2 separate regions of the Mus musculus genome follow, and region 1 is linked to region 2. The links are chromatin contacts, found by Hi-C in ENCODE. All regions are on one chromosome and are shown on one strand. Each heading gives the region's core, a stretch centred on a gene start or an enhancer-like site at or near the end of the contact. The rest is flanking DNA. Distances are from core to core; before and after follow the strand shown. Region 1 holds the start of Wdr75 (WD repeat domain 75). Region 2 holds the start of Mrps9 (mitochondrial ribosomal protein S9).

Region 1 (2,700 bases), core at 20-2,519, 2.9 Mb after region 2:
AACAGTAAAACAACTGAAGTAAAAACTAGTTTGATCATTTATTTTCTTCATTGTCTCAGAATATAATAAGCATATATCCGATCTCAAAGTTTCCAAGTTTAAAGGATGTATTACTTAGACATCAAGAGTCTAGGGTGGGATGGGGGGTTAAGCTCACTATGTTCTTCCACTATGAAAAAGCATACCATAATTATGAAAAAGAAACTCTTTAAATTTGAGATAAAAACAGAATCAGTATCTTCCTGTCTAGCTCTGTCTCCCCAAACTATGAACCCAACAAAAACTAATCGTCTCTCTCTCTCTCTCTCTCTCTCTCTCTCTCTCTCTCTCTCTCTCTCTCTCTCTCCTGCCTAAAGATCTATAGATGTTTTGACCCTTAGGATTATATTTTTCCTGCTATGAATCAGCATAAAGTTATGGTGAATTTCAAATGTATCAAGAATCTGCTCCTGTTAGGGTTAAGATATCAGATGCCCTTCCTTAGGGGTCGTTAAGAGCCAGCACAATGGAAAATATTGACAAACGAACGGTTCAACACAGATATGCAGCAACCTCGAATACAAAACACAAAGTGTTAAGAATCAACATCCTCAGAAGTGGATGCTCACAGTCAGCTACTGGATGGATCACAGGGCCCCCAATGGAGGAGCTAGAGAAAGTAACCAAGGAGCTAAAGGGATCTGCAACCCTATAGGTGGAACAACAATATGAACTAACCAGTACCTCCCGGAGCTCTAGCTGCATATGTATCAGAAGATGGCCTAGTCGGCCATCAGTGGAAAGAGAGGCCCATTGGACACGCAAACTTTATCTGCCTCAGTACAGGGGAACGGCAGGGCCAAGAAGTGGGAGTGGGAGGGTGGGGGAGTGGGTGGGGGAGCGTGTGGGGGACTTTTGGGATAGCATTGGAAATGTAACTGAAATAAATACCTAAAAAAAAAAAAAAAAAAGAATCAACATCCTCAGAAGTCAGGGCTTCTGAACAACAGGAACTGAACAACTGGAGCAAACCGGACATCACTGCAGGAGCCCTGACACCAAGGTGTACTTTTATTCTGGAGTCGAAACTGCATTGGCAAGTGTGGCGTAGATGCTACAGGAACTTAGCGATGCTCATAGAACCGCCATAAAGAGCTAAAGCGCCCCACTTCAGTTACCATTGCAAGAAGACGCTCTTTGAACCCCGCCCCCTCCCAAAAAAAGGCAACGGAGGGGGGTGGGATAGGAGTAGGGTGACTGCGTCATCTTGCTGTCGCTCAATCACAGTGACAGAAAAGGCAACGGCTTCAGTAGGAGAAAGGATGTTCACTTCCGCTTCTGGCGGAACCTTTAGAGTCCGGTAAAAGAGGCCGAAGAGAAAACTCTCTTCTGTATCGAATAGCTGTAGCGGCATCTGGTATGATTTAACTTTGTGCGTGGCTGTTGGGCTTTACTCCTTCTACAAGGGTTTTAATTTGACCCTGCCCAAACTAAAGATGGCGGCGTAGGCGTGGAGCCGACCATAGAGTCTCCAGGCTAGAGAGGCCCAGGCGGGCCGCGGGCGGAAGAGTAGGGCCAGGCCAGTCGGCCTATGAAGGAAGTTCGTAATCCGGCCGGTGCTCGGTGCTTCCTGCGCCTGCGTGAAGATGGTAGAAGAGGGAGTCCGCGTGGTTCGCTGCGGCGGCAGCCGGCTGAACTTCAGGAGGGCCGTGTTCTCCGTGGATTCCAAGTATGCAGTAGGCTGCGGGTCAACAGGGCTCCGGGCACCGCGGGCCGGGGAGGGGAGTGCCCGGCGCGGCGCGGCCCACGGTCGGACTGCGAGGCTGGAGTCCGCGGCGCCGCGCAGCGCATGGACCGACCCGGAGCTCCCCGGAGCCGCCCGGCTTTGCTGCTGTGTCTGTGTGCCTTGCACCCAGGACTCCACCTGCGGGAAGGTTGGCGGTTACAGGGGCAGGTCAGGTGTCTACAAGGGACTAGGAGCCGCTCGGTTGGAAAATGGTCACTCTCTCCGTATGTGCACCGGTCTGACCATGCAGACTAATGTTCACGTGTGGAACGTTTTGGACTTCAAAATCATTAATGATTCAGCCTTTTTCCCGCAGAAAAACATCATAATTACCAGGCTCCTTTTTTCCTTTTTTTTTTTTTTGAGTTTTACATAAAAACAGATGTTAGATCTGTAGGAGAAAGTGTCTATATGCACACAACTTTTACAATAGTGGCTTTCAGTTCGCTGCTTGTCAGCTGGCATTGTTGCTGCCACGTTGTATCATCTAGAAGAGGTGTGTAGTAGGGCTAGTTTTTCAGAGCACTCTGAATGTAGAGATACTTAGGCTCAGTTGTTTGAATGCTTGATCCCCAAGAGGAGCAATTATTCCTGAAGGATTAGGAAGCAGACCCTCCTTGGAGGAGGTGTGCCAATGGGGCAGGCTTGAAAGGTTCAAAAGCCTAATCCATTATCAGCTCTCTGCACAGGGATGTCTCCTGTACTGCTCCAGCTCTCTCTCTCTTTCTCTCTCTCTCTCTCTCTCTCTCCCTCTCTCTCTCTCTCTCTCTCTCTCTCTCTCTCTCACACACACACACACACACACACACACACACCCATCATGGGCTCCACTGTGATGGTCATGGATTCTACCCTCTGCAACTGTGAACTGCAAATAGTAAATACCCCTATTTTAGAAAGGTATTTATAGTATTTGTGGAAGGTGTACTCTCCCG
Region 2 (2,700 bases), core at 25-2,524:
ATCTGGAGTTAGCCTACCTGCTTTTCTGGCCAGCACTGCCTCGCCTCTAACTTATTCTTCTTCTCCAAATACTAGTCCTGGACTTCTGCCACTGAATGAAGAGATTTTCACTAATGTAAAGGAAACAAACAAAGGGGAAAATAATGATTTCCCCCCTTTACTACAAGCATCCTATTTGGAGGGGTTTTTTTTCTTCTATTTTTCTGAAGCTATGCAATTTCTATTTCCCTAGAGCTGTTTTATGAGGTGATAACTGTACGATGCCAGCACTTACTTCATAACTTAAAAAACAGATTTCTAATTTACATGTATAAATATTTTGCTTGTATGTATATGTGTCTGTACATCACAGACATGGTTGATCCCCTTGAAATTCAGAGAAGGTGTCAGATTGTTTAGAGCTGTAATTATAGATAGATAGGTAGATAGATAGATAGATAGATAGATGTGATAGATAGATAGATAGATAGATGTGATAGATGTGATAGATGTGATAGATAGATAGATAGATAGATAGATAGATAGATAGATAGATAGATAGATGTGATTTTCCACAAGAGTTCTGGGGACCAAACCCAGGTCCTCTGAAAGAACATAGAGTGTTTTTAACTTCTCAGCCTCTTACTCGGTCACCTTGATCTCGTTTTCTGAGTATGTTTTAAACTTCTAATGATAATTTCAACATTATCAAATTATTCAATGATAATTTTCAACATTGGAAAACCCTTTAAGAGTGATTTATTCAACCACTTGTATCTGGTAGAGATAACCCTAGACTTAGGGTTAGGAAGTTCAAGTTTCAGAAGGCAAAGACAGTTCCTGTGTCTGCAGCCACTCTTAATGGCTTTAAGGCTCAGAGGCAATCAGGGAGAGCCATGAAGTTGAGCAGGGAGGTGCTTTTCCTCAGCCTGTGGGTCAGACAGCTAAGAGTCAACACAATGTGTTGGAAGCCAGAATGGTTAGTTGCTGGAAGAAGAATGTCTTGAAACAGATCTTTAAAACGGGCAAGTTCAAGGGGGAGCAGAAGGCCCTTGCGGGAAGGCAAGCGGACAGGAAAGCCAGCTTGGATTGTTGGAGTGAGAATAAGACTGTGGAAGGCTTGTCTGAGCGTGGGTACCAGGAACTCAGCTAGGACTACAGCTGCTAGTAAGCCGAAAGCCATGTGCAAGGCAACCTGCTGCCGCGCACCCAATCAGCGGCGAGGGGCTGGACTACAGAACTCCGCCCCTAGTTGCAATTGCTAAGGAAGCGCTTCCGCCTGGGAGGTCTGCGCCTGCGCAGTCTCCAGGCTCCACCCCTTTCCCCTCCCGCCAGGATGTTTCTTACGGCCAACATGGCCGCCCCCTGTGTGTCCTGCGGCCGAGTGCTTTCCCTTTGGTTCACTCCCGCTGTTAGAGCTAGCCTCTGCCAGAGGCCCGGGTACTGGACAGCCTCGGCGGTTGGCTGGCAGACAGGGACCAGGTTCCAGGTAAGGTCCTGGGAGCTGGAGCTGGCGGTCCGTGTGGTAGGGTGACGTGAAGCCGGCCCACCTTCCAGGGCTGCCAGAGCCCTCAAGGTAGAGGTCGGAGGTCACGCTTGGGGATCGGGGAATCGGCCGCGGACGGATCCTCTGCAGCCTCTCCCTGGGCTTTGAGGAGCAAAGGGTTCGGCAGATGGAGTTGGGTGGCTGCCTGGGTCTTGTGATTCGTCCCGGGGAGAAGGGGAGCCGAACTCTGCGCGACCCGGAAGATGTCCTGGGCAGAGTCAGTCTGTGGAGCGAACTGAGACTTTTTACAAGTGCTCTGCGTTTGCGGAATTTCAGTTTTTGTAATTTTCCCGAAACTTGTGTGTGTGTGTGTGTGTGTGTGTGTGTGTGTGTGTGTGTGTGTGACATTAGGAGAGCAGAATTTGACCGCTTCGCTCAATTCCGGGGTCGGTGTGAAGCTGGGATTTCTAGCTTGAGTCTTTGCTTGTCGCCCGTTTAATGTGGCTCATTAAAAGTGGGAGAAAACGAGCTTCGGCTGTAATTGCACTTAAAGTGTCTGTGGCATATTCTACCGGAGATTTCCAGTAGTCCTTTCGGTGGGTGTGCCCGTGACACAGGAGGAGACCTAACTTTGAAGTCCTGTTACCTTGCAGGTTCTAATGGAAACCCAGGGAATAGCGCGCAGATGGTGTCCTGCAAGAGTAGGCAGATGAACAGGCCGAAAGAGAGGTCTCAAGAGATTGAGAACACGCGGTCAAACAAGTGGGGGTTGGAAAACAGAACAGTTTGAGTAGAAAGAGTACGAAATGTTGGAAAAGCAGTACTACCACCAGATATTGCCGAGAAGTTAAACGCTGGATCTTAGAACTGTTTTACAAAATGACTGGCCACCTTTTTCTGTTATTTGATGTTGTAACATAAACCAATTTGTCCATTGATCTGTTAAACATCTGGGTTTCTTGGTTTTGAAAATTGGAAAATGTGTTGGACATTTTTATTTCTTCTATACATCTCTTTGAGACACATAATTGCATATGAGAGGAACTGTAGCATACAAAATATGTTTATTGGTAATGATTATATGGGCAGGTGGCTCTCACTCTCCTATATTCTGAACCTAGTGTACCCTTCTTCTTTCTCTTTATTCTTATAATTATGTGTAAACAAACACATTTTACAAAATGAGCCTCGCTGGGTCACATCCCTTTTACCTTTTTAATTTACAGGGGGAATAC

What was found. Hi-C counts contacts between places; a loop is a spot of excess contacts on that map.
Region 1: a map of heart shows a loop between it and region 2 (14-fold over the local background). The contact joins the promoter of Wdr75 here to the promoter of Mrps9 in region 2. A Hi-C loop is called at or near these places in 2 of 37 maps with a recorded cell type or tissue (heart and regulatory T cell).

The regions. Positions count from the first base shown.
Region 1 is chr1:45,793,897-45,796,596 of GRCm38, forward strand. Wdr75 (WD repeat domain 75) reads left to right here and starts at 1,270. Exons shown (of 21, transcript NM_028599.3): 1 at 1,270-1,708. The coding sequence starts at 1,626.
Region 2 is chr1:42,849,959-42,852,658 of GRCm38, forward strand. Mrps9 (mitochondrial ribosomal protein S9) reads left to right here and starts at 1,275. Exons shown (of 11, transcript NM_023514.4): 1 at 1,275-1,468. The coding sequence starts at 1,334.